2 separate regions of the Homo sapiens genome follow, and region 1 is linked to region 2. Evidence: read pairs that join two places in POLR2A ChIA-PET (ENCODE). Cell type or tissue: IMR-90. All regions are shown on one strand. Each heading gives the region's core, and the rest is flanking DNA. Links, peaks and the distances in the headings are about the cores only. Region 1 overlaps LOC105369969 (a long non-coding RNA gene). Region 2 overlaps CORO1C (coronin 1C).

Evidence for each region. Peaks named below come from ENCODE experiments on the same cell type or tissue, not always from the same donor. Only the 100,000 strongest peaks of a DNase experiment are listed, where the experiment ranks them.
Region 1: POLR2A ChIA-PET joins it to region 2 with 10 read pairs; 5 of 35 experiments call an interaction of 5 or more read pairs at or near these places.

Annotation. Positions count from the first base shown.
Region 1 is chr12:108,749,200-108,757,535 of GRCh38, reverse strand. LOC105369969 (a long non-coding RNA gene) reads right to left here. Exons shown (of 3, transcript XR_945328.4): 3 at 3,384-3,548. Among named protein-coding and RNA genes, the nearest start is that of CORO1C, 22 kb to the right of the region's middle. In IMR-90, for the core only: no CTCF peak of the experiment used is centred there; no DNase peak of the experiment used is centred there; H3K27ac peaks cover 249 bases.
Region 2 is chr12:108,644,945-108,653,280 of GRCh38, reverse strand. It overlaps CORO1C (coronin 1C), which reads left to right. Exons shown (of 11, transcript NM_014325.4): 8 at 864-1,009; 9 at 4,261-4,318; 10 at 4,431-4,676; 11 at 5,759-8,172. The coding sequence ends at 5,878. LOC105369968 (a long non-coding RNA gene) reads right to left here. Exons shown (of 3, transcript XR_007063449.1): 3 at 6,616-8,336. Among named protein-coding and RNA genes, the nearest start is that of MIR4496, 13 kb to the right of the region's middle. In IMR-90, for the core only: no CTCF peak of the experiment used is centred there; DNase peaks (open chromatin) are centred at 3,360, 3,970 and 6,510; H3K27ac peaks cover 2,284 bases.

The DNA.
Region 1 (8,336 bases), core at 203-8,202, 100 kb before region 2:
ACAGGGTCTCATCTTTCATCCAGGCTGGAGTGTAGTGGCGCAATCACGGCTCACTGCAGCCTCGACCTCCCGAACTCAGGTGATCCTCCCACCTCAGCCTTCCATGTAGCTGGGACCACAGGCTCACACCACCATGCCCGGCTAATTTTTGTATTTTTTTTTGTAAAGATGAGTTCCTGCCATGTTACCCAGGCAAGTCTTGAACTCCAGAGCTCAAGCAATCTGCCTGCCTTGGCCTCCCAAAGTGCTGGGACTACACAAGAGCCACTGTGCCCAACCAGTTTTATCTGTGTGTGTGTGTGTGTGTGTGTGTGTGTGTGTGTGTGTGTGTGTGTGTGTGTATGTGTTGGCGGGGGTTGTGTTGTTGTTGTTGTTTTGAGACAGGATCTCATTCTGTTGCCTAGGCTGAAGGGCAGTAGTGCAATCACAGCTCACTGCAGCCTTCATCTCTCCAGTTCAAGTGATCCTCCTGCCTCAGCCTCCCAAGTAGCTGAGACTATAGGCATGTACCAACACACTCAACTATTTTTTTTAATTTTAAAATTTTTAATAGAGACAAGGTCTTGCTATGTTACCCAGGCTGGTCTTGAACTCCTGAGCTCACACAATCCTCCTGCCTTGGCCTCTCAAAGTGCTGGGATTACAGGTACAAGCCACCATGCCCAGCCTCTTTTAAAAGGAGAGAATAATTGTCTCTATCTATTTGGGATGTTTTGAGGAAACATGAGCTATGCATGTGAAACACTTAGTACCTGGCCTAGCACGTGGCATGTGTTTAACAACTGCTGAGTTTATTATTGTTAGCAGGAAAATGTCCCGTGGTGTGCTGGATGGGCTCGTGACAAAATTAGACCCATCTCTGAACTTCAACTGCATTCTGGGGATCAAATGCCTTCACCACTCTGAGCCTCAGTTTCTTGATCTGTAGAATAGGTCTAATCAATATACCTTGCTGGGTGTTTATGCAGATTAGATGGGGCAATGTATATATACGGACGCTTAGCACACAGGTAGCATTCGTATTAGTAGGAAAGAGGATCAGAAGAGCAAATAATTGCAACACAGTGTGATAAATGTTGTAGCAAAAGTCTTTACATAGGCTTTTTTTGTTTTGAGACAGAGTCTCACTCTGTCACCAGGATGGAGTGCAGTGGTGAGATCTTGGCTCACTGCAACCTCTGTCTCCCGAGTTCAAGTGATTCTCCTGCCTCAGCCTCCTGAGTAGCTGGGACTACAGGCGCCCACCACCACACCCGGCTAATTTTTGTATTTTTAGTAGAGATGGGGTTTCACCATGTTGGCCAGAATGGTCTCAATCTCCTGACCTCATGATCTGCCTGCCTCGGCCTCCCAAAGTGCTGGTATTACAGGCATGAGCCACCATGCCCAGCCCTTTACATGGGTTTTAAGGCCTGGATGTGATTTCTGAGAAATCAGACTGCAATCCATTTGTATAGCCAGGACCTTAAAGAGGAAATCCTCATTTGACTTTAGTGCAGGAACTCTGGCCTGCAGAGACAGGATCCTGTGCTGTGGACAGATAGTCCTGGAACTTCCAGAGGCCATGGGGTTGTAATTAAGAGTCTATTAGACCAGGCCAGAAGCAGTGGCTCATGCCTGTAATCCAACACTTGGGGAGGCCGAGGTGGGAGGATTGCTTGAGGCCGGGAGTTTGAGACCAGCCTGTGCAGCACAGTGAGATCCCACCTCGAAAAAATAAAAACAAAATAAAATAAAGAGCCTGTCAGACCAAATGAGACAGGTGCAGTGGTAGACACCTGTAGTCCCAGCTACTGAGGAGGGTGAGGCAGGAAAGTTGCTTGAGCCCAGGAGTTTGAGGCTGCTGTGCACTGTGATTGTACCTGGGAATAGCCACTGCACTATAGCCTGGGCAACATAGTGAGACCCCATCTCTTTAAAAAAAAAAAAAGTATCTGTCAGACCAGGGTGCAAAATTCAGCTCTACCACTGACTTAGCTAAGTGAAATTTATCAATGAAGTCACCCATTTGAGCCTCAGTTTCCTCATCTGTAAAATCATGTTAATGATGACAGCTAGCATCCACTGAGGGTCAGCTGTGTGCCAGATCTTGTTTTAAGTAATTCACTTTTTTTTTTTTTTTTGAGACAGAGTTTTGCTCTTGTTGCCCAGGCTGGAGTGCAATGGCACAATCTCGGCTCACTGCAACCTCTGCCTCCCGGGTTCAAGTGATTCTCCTGCCTCAGCCTCCTGAGTAGCTGGGATTACAGACATGCGCCACCACACCCGGCTAATTCTGTATTTTTAGTAGAGATGGGGTTTCTCCATTTTGGTCAGGCTGGTCTCAAACTCCCAACCTCAGGTGATCCGCCCGCCTTAGCCTCCCAAAGTGCTGGGATTACAGGCGTGAGCCACCGCACCCGGCAAGTAATTCACATTCACTAGCTTCCTTACTCTTCATAACAGCCCCATGAACTAGGTGCTATTGTTATATCCCCATTTTACAGATGAGAAAGATGTGACACAGGGAAGTCAAATCACTTGCTGGTAAATAGCCGAGCCAGGATTTAAACCCAGGCAGCCTGAGTTCTCAATCAGTGCTCTTCACTTTTAACTCGGAGGCTTTATTTATTTTTTATTTTTTATTTTTTTGAGAGAGAGAGTCTTGCTCTGTCTCCCAGACTAGAGTGCAGTGGCGCGATCTTGATTTACTGCAACCTCCGCCTCCCAGGTTCAAGCAATTCTCGTGCCTCACCCTCCAGAATGGCTGGGATTACAGGCGTGTACCACCACACCCAACTAATTGTTTTTTATTTTTAGTAGAGATGGGGTTTCAATATGGTTGGCAGGCTGGTTTCAAACTCCTGAACTCAGGTGATCCGCCCGCCTCAGCCTCCCAAAGTGCTGGGATTACAGGTGTGAGCCACTGTGCCTGGCTGTCTCTGCAGCTTTATATTCCACCCAGTGGGGTTTGGGGGGAGGATAAAAAGGACAATGGGTGTACAGTGGTGACCTAAGTGTCTCCAATGCAGGGCATGCTCGGTAAAGGGAGCTGCTGGGTATTTTTCGCTATTCTTATTCTGTCTTGTCTAAAGAAAGTGTTTTTTTATTCATACATATTTTAGAAAGGTCATACATCCCTAGCCCTCTTTGCTGTCCATTTGTCCATCAAATGGACAGAGCAGATGGCCAGGACCCAGTGGAGTGTGATGAACCCTTGAGAGTCCCCCAGTGAATGGTGTGATTTCAAAGAGGCTACATCTTCCAGCTTGCCGTGCGGGTCTCTACCCCATGATCCAGGCTGGGTGGATCTCTGCAGACCTTCTAAGCATCTGATTACAGGTCCGATGCAGTAATGAGGCCAAGGTCACGGCCCAGGTCCCCCAGGGGGCCACTGAGCTGAGGTGGTGAGCACAGCTCTCACTCTGCCAGCTGTCTCATTCATGCTGGGCCCTGCTTCAGGCGGCTGGAGATGGCAGAGGGGAGCCCGCTGCATGGTAGAGGGAATGACATTGAGTGCTGGCTCTGTGGTCTTGGCCAAGCCTCTTTGAGCCTCAGTTTCTTCATCCCTAAAGTGGGAAGATTACGTATTTGTATTCATTATCTATTGCTGTCTAACAAACCATCCCCAGGTGTTTGTGGCTTAAAACAATAGCATTTATGTAGCTCACCATTCTGGGGTCTGGCTTGGCTGTGAGTGTGTCAGCTGGAACGTCAGCTCATGTCTGGGTGGTCTAGGGTGGCCTCCCTCACATATCTGGTGGTTGACAGCTGTGGGCTGGAGTGATGGGGTATGCCTGGGCATTGGGACTCTCATCCTCCAGCAGAAGAGCCTGAGCTTCTTCAATTGGTGGCTGGGATTCAAGTGTAGCAAGAGATGGCAAGCTCCATATGCAAGCTCTTTTTAAGCCCCTGTTTGTTTCACATTCACTGATATCTCTTTAGCCAAGGTATGGTCCATGGTCAAGGCCAGAGTCAGGGTAGAAGGCAACACCACAGGGCCCCATACAGGAGAATAATTTGTGGCTATTTTTGCAATCGACCACAGTGTCCCAGGCAGAGATTTTGGGAAGAACAAATGAAAAATGGTAGGGTTCTGAGTAGTCATAAAAATATTAGCAAACATTTGGCTGGGCACGGTGGCTCATGCCTGTAATCCCAGCACTTTGGGAGGCCAAGGTGGGAGGATCACTTGAGGGTCAAGAGTTCCAGACCAGCTGGTCAACGTGGCGAAATCTCGTTTCAACTAAAAATACAAAAATTAGCCAGGCACAGGCATGGTGTCTCACACCTGTGATCCCAGCACTTTGGGAGGCCAAGGCAGGTGGATCACCTGGGTTCAGAATTTCGAGACCAGCCTGGCCAACATGGTGAAACCCTGTCTCTACTAAAAATACAAAAATTAGCCTAGCGTGGTGGCAGGCACCTGTAATCTCAGCTACTCGGGAGGCTGAGTCAGGAGAATCACTTGAACCCAGGAGGCGGAGGTTGCAGTGAGCCGAGATCATGCCATTGCACTCCAGCCCGGGCAACAAGAGTGAAACTCCAGCTCAAAAAAAAAAAAAAAAAAAAAAAAAAAAATTAGCCAGGTGTGGTGGTGCACGCCTGTAATCCCAGCTACTCAGGAGGCTGAGTCATGAGAATCACTCGAACCCAGGAGGTAGAGGTTGCAGTGAGCCGAGATCATGCCACTGTACTCCAGCCTGGATGCAGATCGAGACTCCATCTTAAAAAAGTAAAATAAAATAAAAATAATAGCAAACATTAATTGGAACATAATAGGGGCTCCAACATGTTGCATGAACAGTCCTCACTTTCCAGGCAAGGACATGTGGTTCAGAGAGGTTGAATGACTTACCCAGGGTCACACAGCTAATTAGTGGGAGAGCTGGACTTGGAACCCAGAGCTGTCTAATTCCAAAGTTCATGTTCACAGCAATCCCTTCTGCTGCTTCCCAGCACATGCAATTCAGTTCCAACATTAATAGGGATTAACAGAAGCCCCTATCTGGGATGCAAGCCCAGTTTCTCCATCCCTCATGAAGGCCTGACTTCATTTGAAAGAAGCCAGCTGACTGTTTTGCCTGTCATCTGTATTCAGGATTGAGCACAGTTGAGCTTCGCACAAAGCAGAAACTAGAGAGCATTTGTTTGAATAAAAGAAATTGCCACCTATTCTCATAAGGATTTATGTATGCAGGCAGACATGGAGGGAGCTGCTTTGCACCCCACGTTGCAAATACTAGCTCCTCCCTGCTACTAACAATTTTGGTGGCAAGATTATCTGTTTCTGAGCATATGTTCTCCCCATCTCAGCTTTCCTTAGGGAGAAAACTATTTTCTCACCTCTCAGAAAAGGAGGTGACACTTAAAGTAGGGAGAGAACAGATGATCTTACGTCTAACTTTTCTGCTGGGAAAGGCAACAGCTGATGGGGGATATGATCAAAACCTGTAAAGGAAGAGGGAACGCGTTTCCAGCGACCTGAAGGAGGAACTCATGTGTTCCCAAGGGCCCAGGCCTGGTGTGATTCATCTTGGCTTGTTGAGGGATTCTTGATTGCAGGGAAGCATGTTGTGCTTGAGGTTCTGCCTGAAGCTCTGAAGCTGGGTAGAGGGACCATGCAGGGTTGTTCAATTGGTTTCTCTACTTTTGTTTATACCTGAAAATTTCCATAATTAAAAACAACAGGCCAGGTCTGGTGGCTTATGCCTGTAATCCCAGCACTTTGAGAGGCCGAGGTGGGAGGATTGCTTGAGCTTAGGAGTTTGAGACCAGCCTGGCCAACACAGCGTAGACCTCCATCTCTACAAAAAATACAAAAATTCACCAGGTGTGGTGGCATGTGGTTGTGTACTCCAAGCTACTCAGGAGGCTGAGGCAAGAGGATTGCTTGAGCCTATGAGTTTGAAGCTGCAGTGAGCCTTGATTGCACCACTCCACTCCACTCCAGGCTGGGTAACAGACTGAGACCTTACCTCAAAACAACAACAGAGCAATAACTCAACAATTTGGGCATGGAGGAGAGCAGAGTACAAACGCTGAAGTCAGAAATACCACATGATTTTTTTTTTTTTTTTTTTTTTTGGGACGGAGTCTTGCTCTGTCACCCACACTGGAGTACAGTGGCGCGATCTCAGTTTACTGCAACCTCTGCCTCCTGAGTTCAAGAAATTCTCCTGCCTCAGCCTCCTAAGTAGTTGGGATTACAGGTGCCCACCACCACACCCAGATAATTTTTGTATTTTCAGTAGAGACAGGGTTTCTCCATGTTGGCCAGGCTGGTCTCAAACTCCCGACCTCAGGTGATCCACCTGCCTTGGCCTCCCAAAGTGCTGGGATTACAGGCATGAGTCACCGTGCCCGGCCTAGAAATGGTATGTGATTCTTAGCCTCAGTTTCCTTTTCTGTAAAATGGGCATGATAATAGGCCCTATACCTAGGATTGCTGTGAGGATTAAATGAGATCTTTCCTGTAAAGCTCTTAGCCCAGGAAGATCTAATAAGGCTCCATATGTCTGAAGAGCCAGGGTTTCTCAACCGTACTCCTATTGACATTTGGGGACTAATACTTCTTTGCTGTGGGGCGGGGTGGGGACTGTCCCATGCATTGTAAGATGTTCAGCAGCATTCCTGGGATCTATCCACTGGATGCCAGGAGCACCTCCTAGTCAACGACAACCAAATACTGTCTCCAGACACTGCCAAATGTCCCCTGGGGGGAGGAGGGGAGTAGAGTTGTCCCGGGTTCAGAACCACTGGCCTAATCCTTTGTTGTTATTAATTAACAGTGATTCTCTTTTCCTGTGAGGTTGAATATCTGATTTGTGAGGGGAGTTTGGCCAGGCTGGGCTTTGGATACTGCAGCTCTTGCCGTTGCAGACAGCACAAGCAATTGCAAGGTTTATTGCCTCAGTAATGAGATTTATGTGGATGAGCGAGCACATTTTGTGCCAAGATTCATACTTAAGTTTTGAAAAATCTGCATGAGAGCATTATCTAGAAATTTTTCCAGCTGGAGTTCTACTGAGCTTGTCAAAGGGTGACATTAGGCTCAGGATCTTGATACAGTACCTTGAATTTACAGAATTCCTTCCTCTCTTAAAAAAGATATAACTTGACCAGGCATGGTGGCTCATGCTTGTAATCCCAGCACTTTGGGAGGCTGAGGCGGGAGGTCAGGAGTTTGAGACCAGCCTGGCCAACATGGCAAAACTGGCAAAACCCTCCATCTTCGCTAGAAATACAAAAATTAGCTGGCCATGGTGTCACACGCCTGTAGTCCCAGCTGCTTGAGAGGCTGAGGCAGGAAAATTGCTTGAACCCGGGAAGCAGAGGTTGCAGTGAGCCGAGATCATGCCACTGCACTCCAGCCTGGGTGACAGAGTGAGTCTCTGTCTCAAACCAACAAAAAAATTTAAAAACAAAAAAGACAATAACTTTTCTGATTTCCAATGACTGAATGTACTTTGCAGAAAAATTAGAAAATACAGAATGGAAGATATGAAAAATAAACTTACCCATTATGATGGTTAATTTTTTTTTTTTTTGAGACGGAGTCTCCCTCTGTCACCCAGACTAGAGTGCAGTGGTGCAATCTCAGGTCACTGCAACCTCCATCTCCTGGGTTCAAATGATTCTCCTGCCTCAGCCTCCTGAGTAACTGGGACTATAAGCGGGTGCTACCACACCCGGCTAATTTTTGTATTTTTAGTAGAGATGGGGTTTCATCATGTGGCCAGGCTGGTCTTGAACTCCTGACCTCAGGTGATCCACCCACCTTGGCTTCCCAAAGTGCTGGGATTACAGGCGTGAGCCACTGTACCAGGCCAGTGGTGGTTAATTTTATGTGTCAATGTAACTGGGCCACAGGATGCCCACATATCTAATTAAACACTATTTCTGGTATGCTTGGGAAAGTGTGTTCAGAAGAGATTAACATTTGAATCGGTGGACTGAGTAAAGCAGGTGGCCTTCTCCAATATGGATCATCCAATCCATTGAGGGCCTGAGAATAAAAAGGCTGAGAAAGGTTGGATGCGCTCTCCCTCTGCCTGTTTGAGCTGGGACGTCAGTCTTCTCCTGCCCTCGGAGCTCCAGCATCTCAGGCCTTCAGACCTGGACTGGAATGTCCACCATCGGGCCTCTGGTTCTCAGGCCTCTAAACTACACCACTGGCCTCTCTGAGTCTCCAGTTTGCAGATGGCAGATTGTGGCACTTCTCAACCTCCATATTTGCATAAGCCCAAAGTTTGTGGTGTTTTTTTTTGTTTTTTTGTTTTTTTTTTTGAGACAAGGTCTTGATCTGTCACCCAGGCTGGAGTATGGTGGCACGATCACGACTCACTGCAGCCTCA
Region 2 (8,336 bases), core at 153-8,152:
AATGAGCAGTTACTCAGATATTAGTAACATGAGATGGAAAATTCTTTTGGGCATGCAGAAATGACTAGTAAGGGTTTAGCTTCTTTTCCATTGCTTTAGATATCTCAGTCATTGAGACAAATGGAAATCATGAGAACTGGGAGCACTGTTGAGGCATGATACCACCTAGCTATTTTTGCCTTCTTCTTTCTTACATATATGTATATCTCCTCTCTGCCAGACAAGATTGCCGTCATTGTTCAGGTTGGTGTAACTGTGTGACAATTATTTGTACTTAGACTAACATATGCTTCAGTACTCAAAGATATCTGACTATTCTAAGCAAGAAAGTAGTAGAATTGTACACATTGCCATGAGATGGCACTTTCTGAGGATACTCACTAAAACTGAGTTTCTTCATTAGAAAAATCTCACTTTTTATCATCATACTGGCATAACAGCATTGCGTTATGCCAGTAAATGAATACTTAAATCAATAATTGCATTCTCAGCAGTCCTCTTAGTCTTTGTTTGTTTGTTTGTTTTTCACAGTTGAATTGCAATGTAGCTGTTTGGCAGAGGCATTAACATTTTTGCCCTAACCCTGGCCTGGTGCCTAGGCTCAGGGGAGTAAAATTAGAGCCAGGAGCCAGGAGGCTGAGGAGACCACTTAAAAGGCATGCTAGCATTTGATAAGTAAGGGGTTACTTTGTGAGGAAAAGAAACTTTTATATGCTTTAGGCAAGCCTCTTTATGAGGAAGAAAAGGTCAGCTACTGAAGCGGGGTCCCAACTACTGCTGGGTTTGTAGAGGAGAGAGACACCCCCATAATCCAGATGTTTCAGTTAACAATCAGACACAGACTTGTCTCTGGTTTCTTACAGGGTGACAGCAGTATTCGCTATTTTGAGATCACGGATGAATCCCCGTACGTCCACTACCTCAACACATTCAGCAGCAAGGAGCCTCAGAGAGGGATGGGTTACATGCCCAAGAGGGGACTTGATGTTAACAAATGTGAGATTGCCAGGTAAAGAATCGAGATTGTCAAGTATTCTAGGTTGGTGTAACTGTGTGACAATTATTTGTACTTGGACTAGCATATACTTCAGATCTCAAAAATATCTGACCATTCTGAGCAAGAAAGTAGTAGAATTGTACACATTGCCATGAGATGGCACTTTCTAAGGATATCACTAAAACTGAGTTTCTTCATTAGAAAAAAATCTCAAAAAAAAAAAAAAAAGAAAAGAAAAAAATCTCACTTTTTTTTTTTTGAGACGGAGTCTGGCTCTGTTGCCCAGGCAGGAGTGCAGTGGTGTGATCTCAGCTCACTGCAACCTCCGCCTCCCTGGTTCAAGCAATTCTCCTGCCTTAGCCTTCCAAGTAGCTGGGATTACAGGCGCCCACCACCACACCCGGCACATCTCACTTTTTATCATCACCTGAATGCCTGGTGATACCAGAGCAATACAGCTACAAGAAATTCTATGAAGCCCAAGTCTTTCTATCCTTGTGTGTACTGTGGAATTAATACCTCATTTCCTGCCCATATAACTGAAGTGCAACAATGAAGCAGCATAGCTGGGGTGTATTGCACACCTACTGAAATAGTGAAACATGCATCTTTAATCTTCAAGCTGAGGCCATGGTCAGCGTTCCCTGGTGGGCAAGTAGGGAGAGCCTGGCTCGGGGATGGAAAAGTGGGTGGTTTTCCTACCCTATGAGTGGAAGAACCAGAGTCAAAACTGTATTTGGGGCCCCACTGGTCCTAAAATAGAGAAACCAAAGGTCCTATAATGGGGCGGTAGGTTAGCTTGATTTAGGAAGTTCAGCTATGATATAATTTCTACCTCTCTGTACTACTTCTGATTTTTAGAAAATTCATATTCTAAATGCTAGCAGGCTTCCTAAGGGACAGGCTTTTTTCTCATGCTAGTCAACAAATATATCCTCTGAGACTCAGTGACCACTGGCCATTTCAAACAACAGAATAATTAGCACTACATCATCACATATAAGGTCGTACCAAACATTTGTGTAACACTGTGTTTATGTGGACTTTTAAAACGCTTGCTGTTCTGGTCTCACAATTAAAGAATTGATACTTACGTCTTCCAAATAAAAGGAAGAGAATTTTTATAAGCCCCTTTTTTATATTAATCTCTACTAAAAATAAAAAATTTGCTATGTGTGGTCGTGGGTGCCTGTAATCCCAGCTAATTGGGAGGCAGAGTCAGGAGAATCACTTGAACCCAGGAGGCGGAGTGAGCCGAGATGGTGCCACTGCACTCCAGCCTGGGCAACACAGCGAGACTCCGTCTCAAACAAACAAAAACAAACAAACCAAAACTCTCTATGTGATTTTTTTTTTTTAGTTGGAATAATGAAGGAAAGCTGTTAAAGATAATTGAAAATTGTGGTTTAAACCAAACTAATCAAAATATGGTTCAAAATAGACTGAATTCAAATTTATGATTACATCCAATATTTTGAAACACATTTGTTGTCATCTAAAAGTTCGACAGACTATAAACACAGTTGTTCAGAATGTCTCCGATTTATGAAGTGTTTCTTGAGCATTTATTGTATGCCAGGACTGTGCTAAATATGCTACTTGCTACCTCTTTCTTTTCATAACAATCATATGTGGTAGGTGTAACTTTTATCCCCATTTTATGGATGAAGAACTTAAGGCTTGGTGAGGTTGTCACACTCTCGTGGGTTTTGGTAGTAGAGCTGGAAGTCAAAGCCAAGTCAGTCTTTTTATTGGCTATACTAACCACAGAATTTTCATTAAATCAGTCTTTAAAAATGTTTTTGGGCCAGGAGTGGTGGTTCACCCTGTAATCCCAACACTTTGGGAGGCCAAGGTGGGAGGATCACTTGAGCCTGGGAGTTCAAGAGCAGTATGGACAATCTAGTGAGACCCTGTCTCTACAAAACATTAAAAAAATTAGCCAGGTGTGGTAGTACGTACCTGTGGTCCCAGTTATTCCAGAGGCTGAGGATTTGGCTTGAGCCCAGGAGGTCAAGACCTCAATGAGCTTGTGCCACTGCACTCCAGCCTGGGCGATGGAGCAAGACCCAGTCCCAAAAAAAAAAAAAAAAAAAAAAAAAAGGTTTTTGGTTTATCTGGGACTCTTTTAGTTTTTGGTTGAAATAGTAAAGAGGCACATTTGACACAACCTTCCTTTTAAAGAGGATGATGATTTTATAAACCTTTACCACCCTGAGCTCTACTCAGCTTTTGTTCCCCTGATGCGTTAGAGCAGTGTATCTGCCAGGTTGTCTTCAATGGACTCCTGCCCAGTTTCAGATGCCAAAGGCTGCAGGTTTCCAGGAGAAATGGTTTTGCATATTTGATGTGGCTGTGTCTTCTCTGACTTAAACTCTTGGAATTCAGAAAACATTTCCCCAGCAGCATTGACGCCCACATTCAACTCCCCCCTTGCACACCAGCCGTTTGATCTGGTGATCTGGCCAGGATGCTCACTAAGGCTACCTCTCTTGCCAGGAGCTTTAGAGACTTTTTTTGTTGTTTCCCGTCTTGACTGAAAAAGAAAATTGGCTTGACCTTATCAGGGTCATCATAAGAGAAGTCATTTCTGGTCTGTTTAGTTCTCTTGTAGGATACAAATAAAAATGTTATACCTTTCTTCCCCATTACAGAGCTCTTTGCTCCCTTCTTCCAGTATTACAGTGCAAGTGGCTTTACATTCTCTTTCCACATTTTGGATAGTTTCACATTTTTCTTGAGTGTCATGTACGATGTGGTTTGCTAGGATGAGAAAATCATAATCCTAGGATTGTTTTCTTTTGCTTTCTAAAAGTCATATTTATACTTATATGTTCAACCACCTCAAGCTGGCAGAAGACCTTGTACCCGCGTTGTAGATACAATCTAACAGATGTGTGTTCTCTCCTGTAGGTTGACATGGTAATTTTTTCATAAGTGAGTCAGTTTCAGTGTTGCTATTATTTCCACCACAGTTGGTCTGTCCCCCAGATAATTGGCATTTGTCATCATCATACGTAGACCTCTACTCATGGTTCTTGTCTCCAGTCTGCCAGTTCCTAGCATAGTGACTCTCAGCTTCCGTTCTCTCATCTGTCAACCGGGAACACTAAATTCTGCCTATTCCCGGGGTGGATCAGATGTGGGGATGGGTAAAGAAGCACTTGACATTTCAGACAGCATTGTAGAAAACTAATTATTCATCCTGTTAGTCAGCCTCATATTTCACTTAATGCAACTTTGCCTTTATTTCCCCTCTGAAGATTCTTCAAACTTCATGAGAGAAAGTGTGAACCTATTATTATGACTGTTCCCAGGAAGGTGAGTGCTGAGTTTTCTAGACAATCCATATTTTAAACAAATGTAAAAATAAAATTCAAAAATCCCAGGCCTTTCTTCTTCCTTACCCACGGGTGCCAAATGTCTCTTGTAGTCTGACCTTTTCCAAGATGACCTGTATCCTGACACAGCGGGGCCAGAGGCCGCGCTGGAGGCAGAAGAGTGGTTCGAAGGCAAGAATGCAGACCCAATCCTCATCTCCTTGAAGCACGGGTACATTCCAGGCAAAAACAGGGATCTCAAGGTGGTCAAGAAGAACATTCTGGATAGCAAGCCCACTGCAAACAAGAAGTGCGACCTGATCAGCATCCCCAAGAAAACCACAGACACGGCCAGTGTGGTGAGGACCAGTGGAGTGCAGGGGTGCTTGGCTGGTTCAGGCTTTATCCTCTAGAAAGCCCTTGTGGTCCAGGGCGTCGGCGAGTACTGTCCCAGCTGGGTGCTCAGGGGTTTTCAGTAAATGAAAAAGTGGGAGAAGGTCCTCGGTCACGTGATGGTGGTGGTTTGTGGCAACACTTGCCTCCTTTAACGGAGTTAAAGCTCCTTTAGCCCCATTAAAGGAGCCAAGTGTGGCCACAGACCACCATGATTGGGATAGGTATCAGTTTCCTCCTATCTCTCAGTGTGAACAGGAGCCTCTTGGGTTTTTCCTGTCTTTTGCCAAACTAGTTAAACCCTTCTCTGATTTGGGTAGAAATAAAATATCATGGGAGTGTGGGGTCATAGGCACCAGGGAGAGGAGGTCCCTGGAAGGAGGGAGTGGCACGTGTTCAGATGTAGCTGAGTGGCTACGACAGAAGGATCTGGCGGTGTGGGGCTGGCAACAAGGGGGATTTAGGCAAGAGCCCTTTGGGTGGGGAATTGGGAATCAAGCCTGCCTTTGACTCGCTGCGGCCACTGGAGAGTGCTGCTGTTGCCGGGAGAGCAGGTCCTGGGTAAGAGAGAAGGAGTGGACACACAGGGCAAGGGTTTCCCTCCCAAGAAGGAGCCTCACAGATGGCAGGAGCTCTGTAGCCTCTGGGAGAGTCACCCCTCTCTCTGGTCAGATAGAAGTTACTCTTGATGGAATGATTGGGGTGGTTAGGACGTAGGACACTGTTGAAGGAGCCTGTTTTGTCCTATAGTCTAACTGTGACCCAGGAGACCCTTTGTTTGAGTAAATGCACAGGCTTCGGGATCAGAAGTGGCACTGTGACACTGTGACACACTGTTGTTTTGCCACGGGATCTCAGATAGATCGGCCAGTGCTCATTGCATTCAAAGCCCCAGACATAGTAGGGCTTTGACTTCTCTTTTCAACTTGGTGACTATGGCTTGCCGTTTGCAAAATAGAAAACTACATTTTATATCTTACAAGTTTTGAACAGTGTTGAACTTTGTTTACTGCATTTTAATCACTGCCTCCTTTTTTTGTTTTCTTAGCAAAATGAAGCCAAGTTGGATGAGATTTTAAAAGAGATCAAATCTATAAAAGACACAATCTGCAATCAAGATGAGCGTATTTCCAAGTTAGAACAGCAGATGGCAAAGATAGCAGCCTGAAGGTCCCACCCCCACCCCTACAGAAAAAATGGGAGCAAGAACTTGTGCTTGGGAGCTGGTTATTGGTGTGGTCCTAGGGAGGGCGGAAAGGGAGGCACTGCCATTTGGAGACATTCCATTTCAGATTTGTCAACCAGCGATAGGCCACATTCCAGTAAGAACTCAATTTGTCTCCCAAATTTGCAGAAACAAAACGTGATTTAAAAGCTGAGCTTTTTATCAGAAAGCTTTTTTGATGTTTTAAGTGTTATGTGACTTGTTGAACTTTTTAAAAAGTGCTACTTTTAAAATCCCAGATACTCTGAATTTTAGAAAACAAACTAATTCTGATTGTGTCGTGCCCAAGTACCCTTTTTTTTTTAATGAATAGGGACCAATGCCACATTGCTTTTTATATTTCTTTCTTTTTTAATGTTGCCAAAACCAAAAGTAGCTTTGTTTTCCTTTGTATTTTGCTACTTTGCAGTATTTGTGTGTGTGGTTTTTTTTCCTTAATTTGAAAGGGACAGCACTGTGTATGTTTATAAACTAAATGAAGATAAGATATTATTTTGTATAAACATTCATCTGAGAACAATCAAAGCAGTAGCCACATGGTGCTGGCTCCTTTGCAGCACAAACCTGGTCATTTTGATGACTGTACAACAGGAAGACTTGAAAAATCACGTGGATTCATATTACCACCGCTCTCATTTCATGGAGTCTTCTGATCAAAAAAGCTCACGTCGTATTTCTTCTTTTCCTTTCTCTTTTCTAGAAATTGGGTGTTTGTACCAGAATGGAATTTTGCTTCTCGGTTATCCTGTGCTTCAGATGATTATAATCTAACCCAAACTAGCATGTGTTTCTGCAGTTTGTTACACACCTAGGATCATATTGCATTCATCACTTTAAACATCATGTTTCAGGTTTTGGTCAATACTTGACAAGGGTGCCCAGGACAGGAAGACGTGTACTGCTGAGTGTTCCTTCTTGCCCTTTTCAGCAGCTTGCCCAGCTCTTGAGTACAGTGGTGGGGACTAAAAATGTGGGCATGTGGAGAGGGGTATTTGCCCTGGGTGATCCTGTTTCCCTGTGCTGTCCCCATGCTGTGTTGGAGGAGGAAGTGGCTCTCCTTCCACCAACAAAGCTCCTGCTCTACCCTCTTCCTCACATGTGCTGCGACCTCTCTCAGGGCTCCCCCAGCCATTCCTTCTTTCCTTCCTGCCTTTTAGCTCTAACCACATTAAGCTAAGACAAGGCCAGAGGGTGCGATTGAATGAGTATTGAGACTGAGGAGAATGATAGAGAGTGAAGCAGAAACAGGAGCACAGACCTCTGCTGTAGCTTTAATGCATACAAACATGTCCCTCCGCACAACTAACCTGCCCTGCCTCTCCATCTCTCACCAAGGCTGCGTCAAAGCACAGAGGCTCCCCGGACTCGGAGGGGGCCAGAGACTGAGCTCTGGTCACCTGTTCATTCCTCGGTTAGCTGGAACTTTGCCCCGTTTCCAGTTTCTTATAGTGCATGCTTGGGAAACAAGATTTAAGGAGCCTCTGTTTTGGAAGGGCTGTCTGTGATTGAACGTGAAATGTGTAGTGCCATTGGGACCACGAAGGGAATTCTTGCACATGCTCGTGCTGGTGTGGGCATGGGACTGGCTGGAAACGTCTGTATGCAGGGAGCCAGGGTGAGGGCAGAGTGTGGTGACAGCCGAACTTGGAGTAATGTCCGTGTAGAAAAAGGACCATGTTCTTATCCAGCCAATACTGGGAGTGCTGTCTCCACAATTTCAGGGCATCTGAATGTTTGATGTGGTTTTGTGTGTGTGTATGTATGTGTTTAATATTGAAGTGGATCATGAGATGTAAAGAAAACAATAATGGCAATGACTTATATTCAAATCTGTATTTGTTTCTTTATCAATGTAATCTGCTGAGGACCTTTTGTCTAAGATTCAGTAGTGTTTTAAGGTTCTGATATCGAATTAATGAAGTAAAGTTGTTGATGGTGGTGAAACACCGTAGGGCATGTGGTTCAAAGAGAAGCAGGAGGGCAAGGGAAAGTTACCCTGATCTTAGTTTGTAGCTTATGACTTATTTAATGAATGGATGCCCAGCCAAGCTCAGAGTAGGCGCCCAAAGCATTGTGGATTATTTTCCTGTTTTGTCTTTTTTTTTTTTTTTTTTTAAGCCATGACATCCCAGAAGAGGACAGTGAATTACTCCTAGGTCGGCTCTTATAGAGTGGCCATAGTGTTCTGTCAAAACACTTGCTTCCATTTTCAGAGATAAAAATCATTGATTACAAAATGGTGTTTGTGTTTATTTCACGCCTTGGCTGTCTGTGAGGCAGCCCCCACCTCTCTGCCTGACATAGCTTCTCTGACTTTGGTGGACGAGCACGGTGCCATACTCCTCTCCGGGGGTAAGTACAGGGGAAGCGCGTGTGGGTGGCTCAGTTCAAGTACAAGTGA